Linked DNA regions of Homo sapiens: region 1 is linked to region 2. Evidence: chromatin contacts called from ENCODE Hi-C or POLR2A ChIA-PET data. All regions are on one chromosome and are shown on one strand. Each heading gives the region's core, a stretch centred on a gene start or an enhancer-like site at or near the end of the contact. The rest is flanking DNA. Distances are from core to core; before and after follow the strand shown. Region 1 has its middle 130 kb from the start of LINC02133. Region 2 overlaps PHKB (phosphorylase kinase regulatory subunit beta).

Region 1 (2,700 bases), core at 6-2,505, 160 kb before region 2:
AAAAAATCAGTGAAGCACTGCTGGTCTTGCTGCATCTTCAGGATTATTATTATTATTATCATTATTGAGAAATAGTTGACTCTGCAACTGGACAGATTCTCCTTCAAAAGGCAAAGATGCCATAGGAGCAAAGGAGTCGAGACACCTCGTTGTCTATCCCCTGCCTCTGGGATGGGCTGGGGCCATTCTAGAATTTCAGCGCATTCATTCTCTCCACATAGGATGGCTCAATGTTTATGCTTAATTGCAATAAGTTTCCTTAGCATAACAGAAGCTTCGCTGGACATCCTCCAGTTCTCCCAGTTAACAGCGATGTCCCTCCTCCTCTACCAGGCTGAGCCATTATAATTTCTTCCTCAGGAATATGGATTGGGAATGTATAGCAAGGCCCCTGGTATGTAAACGCAGGTACTGCTGGTGGCTGTGTTTTCTACTGTGTGGACTGGAGAACGAGAAAGCAAAGACACAGGAGGAGGAGAATGTCCAGAGAGGAGTGAGATGAAAGCAAGGAAAGGGTCCCCCTTGCTGACAGCCAGGCCCCTCCCTGGTTCTATTCTTCCCTGAAAGCCTTGCTGCATCACGGGTCCATGAGCACCGTTCTATGCTTACAATTCTCCCTCACTTATTTTGTTTTTGTTTTTTGAGGCAGGGTCTCACTCTGTCATCCAGGCTGGAGTGCAATGGTGCGATCTCAGCTCACGGCAATCTCCACCTGCCAGATTCAAGCGATTCTCCTGCCTCAGCATCCAGAGTAGCTGGGACTACAGGCGTGCGCCACCACACCCAGCTAATTTTTTGTAGTTTTAGTAGAGACAGGGCTTCACCCTGTTGGTCAGGCTGGTCTCAAACTCCTGACCTCAAGTGATCTGCCTGCCTTGGCCTCCCAAAGTGCTGGGATTAAGGTGTGAGCCACTGCACCCAGCCTCTCCCTCATTTATTTTTTCCCTTAAAACAGCTCAAGTAAGTTTCTGATATAACCAAAACCTTCCTTACTGATAAACACATGTAACTTTTAAAGAATTGTTATTCTTTCCCTTTTCCTTTTGCCTTTTCCACTTTATCATCTGGTGTTTTGACTTCGTGGTTTTGCTGTGGACGCACATGTACGCTTGTGCGTTCTAAGACGACTTGCCAGTCTATATGGAAAAAATGAAAGACAGATTCATCCTATTCATAAACAAATGCAGGGAAAGGCATTTCAGAGCCTGCCCTGGTGAGTCACCTGCACCCCCTCCTGTGGGGCAGTCACTCTTTAGCACAAGTCTGTGTGGAAAGGCAGAGCTGGGGATTGTAGGCACTTTCATTTTTTTTTTTTAAGAGAAACCAGAAATAACCATTTTTATGAGAAATCTCTTAATTTTGAATTGTCGGCACAAATTATGTTCATACAGGAGACCAGTCCCCTGCCCCCTGCAAAAAAAGTTTTCAGGCTGCTTGAGCTCTCTACTTTACATCCTGTTAGTCATACTGTGGTCTGAGGACCCACAGCATCAGCAGCACTCAGGAACTTACCAAAAATGCAGAATCTCAGGCCTACCCCAGACAGGATGAGTCAGAATCTGTATTTTAACAAGGTCCCCAGGTCATTTGTCTGCACATTAAAGATTGAGAAATCCTGGCTTAGTTCACTAGTTCCTAAATTTGGCTGCATATTAAAACTGCCCAAGGAACTTAAAAAAAAATAGTAATACCTGAATTCCACTCCCAAGGATTTTGTTTTAATTAGTCTGGAATGCAGCTTGGGCATAAAAAAATAAAAAAATAAAAAACTCCCTGGGTGATGTTAACAGGTAGCAAATGTAAATGTAAAGAACTGCTGGTCTACCACAGGACCCAACACCACTTCCTACGGCCTCCTAGGTACTGTCCAACAGCTCACTCAGACCTCATCCGCCTTGGCTCCTGAATTGGCAGCTCCAGGTCTGGAGTCTCAAGACTTTCACAGGAGGTGCAAATTGTAGCTCCACAAATATTGCCAGAAGATAATTTTGGGAGAGGAGTGGGGAAGAGCGTTTCAATTTTTTTTAATTTGATGATCCTAAATTAGAAGACAGGACTTTCTCAAATGCCACAAAGAAATAGTGAGTATGAACATCTTAGAAAAATAACTATTATAGTCAAAAGTACTCAACTGCACAGTACAAAGACTCCAAACACACAGGATTTAAACCTGTATCTTAAATGATCTTAGGCTTCTGAAAATCCCAGTTCTTTGAAAATGTGGCCAAATAAGAAGGGAGAGAATAACAACAGCAAAATAACCAAGGTTGAACCCTGGGAGAAAGGATGCTTAAAATTAGAGTGCAGGAAAAACATCTTCTTTTACATTCTGACCCCTCGTCTCACCACTCTGATCATTGCTTCTATAATACATTCCAGCAGCTAAAACAAGCTTTTTGTTTGTATCTGAGTGTCTGTATAAAATTCTTCCAGTGTGATAAACTGCAAACAAAAACCAAACCCCCAGTTTTTTATCCCCCCTGTATCAATGCCTTGTGCAATGTGATCTGTGGCTCCTCCCCTCATGAGGTAGAGTCTTTCACCCCATCCTTTGAATCTGGGCTTCCTGTAGCCAATAGAATGTGTGGAAACTGTGCTCCCAGTCCTGAGCCTAAGCTTTAAGAGGGCTTGCATGCTGCTGCTCTCTCTCCTGGAGCACCAGTACTGCAAAGTGAGCAAGCTGGATTCGCTGGATTTGGA
Region 2 (2,847 bases), core at 287-2,786:
GAAAATGCATCAAACAAAATTCAACATCTATTTATGACAAAACTCTCAGAAAACTAGGAATAGAGGGAAATTCCACAATTTCTTTAATGATGTGTCTTTCTTTTAATCTATAAAAATTTAAGGGGCACAAGTGCAGTTTTGTTACATGGAAATAGTGCATAGTGATGAAGTCTGGGTTTTTTTTGCTGTTGTTGTTTTGTTTTGTTTTGTTTTTTGAGACAGAGTTTCGCTCTTGTTGCCCAAGCTGGAGTGCAATGGCGCGATCTCGGCTCACCACAACCTCCGCCTCCCGGGTTCAAGTGATTCTCCTGCCTCAGCCTCCTGAGTAGCTGGGAGTACAGGCATGCACCACCACACCCGGCTGATTTTGTATTTTTAGTAGAGACAGGGTTTCTTCATGTTGATCAGGCTGGTCTTGAACTCCCAACCTCAGGTGATCCGCCTGTCTCGGCCTCCCAAAGTGCTGGGATTACAGGCATTAGCCACCACATCAGGCCTGGGCTTTTAGTGTAACCATTGCCTGAATAATGTTCATTGTATCTATTAAGTAATTTCTTATCCTTCAAACTCTTCCCACCCTTCCACCCTCTCCAGGCTCCAATGTCTATCATTCCACACTCTATGTCCATGTGTACACATTATTTAGCTCCCACTTTTAAGTGAGAATATATAGTATTTGACTTTCTCTTTCTGAGTTAGTTTAGTTTTACTAAAGATAATAGCCTCCAGTGTCATCCATGTTGCTATAAAAGATGTGATTTCATTCATTTTATGGCTGAACAGTATTTTTTTGTGTACATATACACATTTTCTTTATCCAATCATCTGTTGATGAATACGTAGGTTGATTCATATCTTTGCAATTGTGAATTATGCTGCGATAAACATATGAGTACAGGTTATCTTTTTGATATAATAATTTCCTTTCTTTTGGGTAGATATCCAGTAGTGGGATTACTGGATTGAAAGGTAGTGCTATTTTAAGTTATTCGAGAAACCTCCATACTGTTTTCCATAGAGGTTGTGTTAATTTACATTCCCACCAACAATGTATCAGTGTTCCCTTTTCTCCAAACCCTTCCAATATGTTAGTTTTTGACTTTTTAATAACAGCTATTCTGACTGGTGTAACAATATATCACTGTGGTTTTAATTTGCATTTCTCTGATGATTAGTGATGTTGAGCATTTTTTCACATGCTTGTTGGCCATTTGTATAAATTCTGCAATTTGATTTACAAAACTTCTACAGCTAACTCTACTTGATGGTGAAAGAAAAACTGAATGCTCCCTCTCAAAACAAAAATGTCTGCTCTCACCATGACTAACATAGTACTGGAAGTTCTATGTGGTAAAATAGGGCAAGAAAAGGAAATAAAAAGAATATAGCTGAGAAAGGTAGAAATGAAACTGTTTCTTTGCAGATGACATATGCTATGATTTGAATGTGGTTTGTTTGATCCTGCCAAGTCTCATGTTGAAATCTGATCCCCAATGTTGGAGGTGTGGCAAGGTGGGAGGTGTCAGGATCCTCATGAATGGCTTGGTGTCATTCCCATGGGATTGAGTGAGTTCTTAGTCTGAGTTCCCGTGAGAACTGGTTGTTGAAAAGAACCTGGCACCTATTATTCCCTCTCTTGTCATGTGATTTCTATACTCCAGTTCCACTTAGTCTTCTGTCCTGAGCTTCTTGTATATACAGCCTGCAAAACTGTGAGCCAAATAAACCTCTTTTCTTTATAAACTACCCAGGCTCCAGATTGGAGGCATTGTTAGCATGCCTCACCCACTTGCAAAGAGCAAAATAACGTGCAGAGATTTATGCTGTAAACTTTTATCCAAGAAGAAACACAGTAACTCAACAGAAAAAATGAAAGAAACTTCAGACACTTTGAAAGCTGTGGGTGGCAACCTACATGGTGAGTCAGGTGAAAATATGTCTCCAGGGTGTGAAAGCGGGGAGACTGCCTCCATGATTACACATTGACACTGGGGAACTGGGCAATCCAGGCCACAGGGGAATGTCTCAACCCTACCAAGCACTGGTGCTGATTTGGTGAGCCACAAGGAGCATATGAGAAGTGATGGCTCATGCCTGTAATCCCAGAACTTTGGGAGGCTGAAACGGGTGGGTCACCTGAGGTCAAGAGTTCAAGACCAGCCTGGTCAACATGGCGAAACCCTGTCTCTACTAAAAATACAAAAATTAGCTGGGTGTGGCGGTGCATGCCTGTAATCTCAGCTACTCAGGAGGCTGAGACAGGAGAATCGCTTGGACCCGGGAGGTGGAGGTTGCAGTGAGCCAAGATCGCACCACTGCAATCCAGCTTGGGCAACAGAGCAAGACTTCACATATAAAAGAAAAAAAAATTGTTTTGCGTGCACTCCCACACCCTAGCAGGGATGGAGGGAAGCCATTGCTGATCCTACTTCATAAGGGACCTCACAGAATTCTGCCAGCTAACTCAGACAGTGGTCACAGGTTGGAAGAAGCTGCCAACTAAAATAAGCAATCTAATCTACTGTGGGTATAAACCCCATTGATCAGAAATGAGAGGTGAGCAGGAAGCAGGCTTTTGCCACAGAGGCAGGTGCTGGGAGCCCCTGCTTTGCAGGCAAACTGGGAGGGGTGTGGCCTGGAAGCCTTGGTCTTTGTCTTGGGCAGAAGGACTTACAACCAGGGGCAGTTTTGCATGCTGAGGGCAGACTGCCTGGGACCCAGCTGTTGCCAGAAGTCTGTGAGTGTGAGACCCAATGTGTTAAGAAAGTGAGAGCTGGGTGGGTCTCACTGCTGCCTGTTACCCCTCTCCCCTCCCTGAGGATTCTTTTATGCAACAGAGGCAGTTCC

The links. A loop is a pair of places that touch in the nucleus more often than their neighbours do. ChIA-PET counts read pairs that join two places held with the same protein, here RNA polymerase II (POLR2A). Pooled maps may share reads with other maps.
Region 1: a loop to region 2 is called in a pooled map, with 11 times the contacts of the local background. The contact joins two enhancer-like sites. A Hi-C loop is called at or near these places in 5 of 50 pooled maps. POLR2A ChIA-PET finds 5 or more read pairs at or near these places in 3 of 52 experiments (A673, Caco-2 and T-cell).

The regions. Positions count from the first base shown.
Region 1 is chr16:47,731,471-47,734,170 of GRCh38, reverse strand. No RefSeq gene overlaps it. Among named protein-coding and RNA genes, the nearest start is that of LINC02133, 130 kb to the left of the region's middle. RefSeq lists an enhancer at 1-457. Within about 2 kb of position 1,255, at least 4 of the 41 ENCODE cell types and tissues checked have a DNase peak (open chromatin) inside an H3K27ac peak, as active enhancers do.
Region 2 is chr16:47,573,445-47,576,291 of GRCh38, reverse strand. The region is part of intron 7 of PHKB (phosphorylase kinase regulatory subunit beta); the gene reads right to left. Among named protein-coding and RNA genes, the nearest start is that of PHKB, 110 kb to the right of the region's middle. Within about 2 kb of position 1,536, at least 2 of the 41 ENCODE cell types and tissues checked have a DNase peak (open chromatin) inside an H3K27ac peak, as active enhancers do.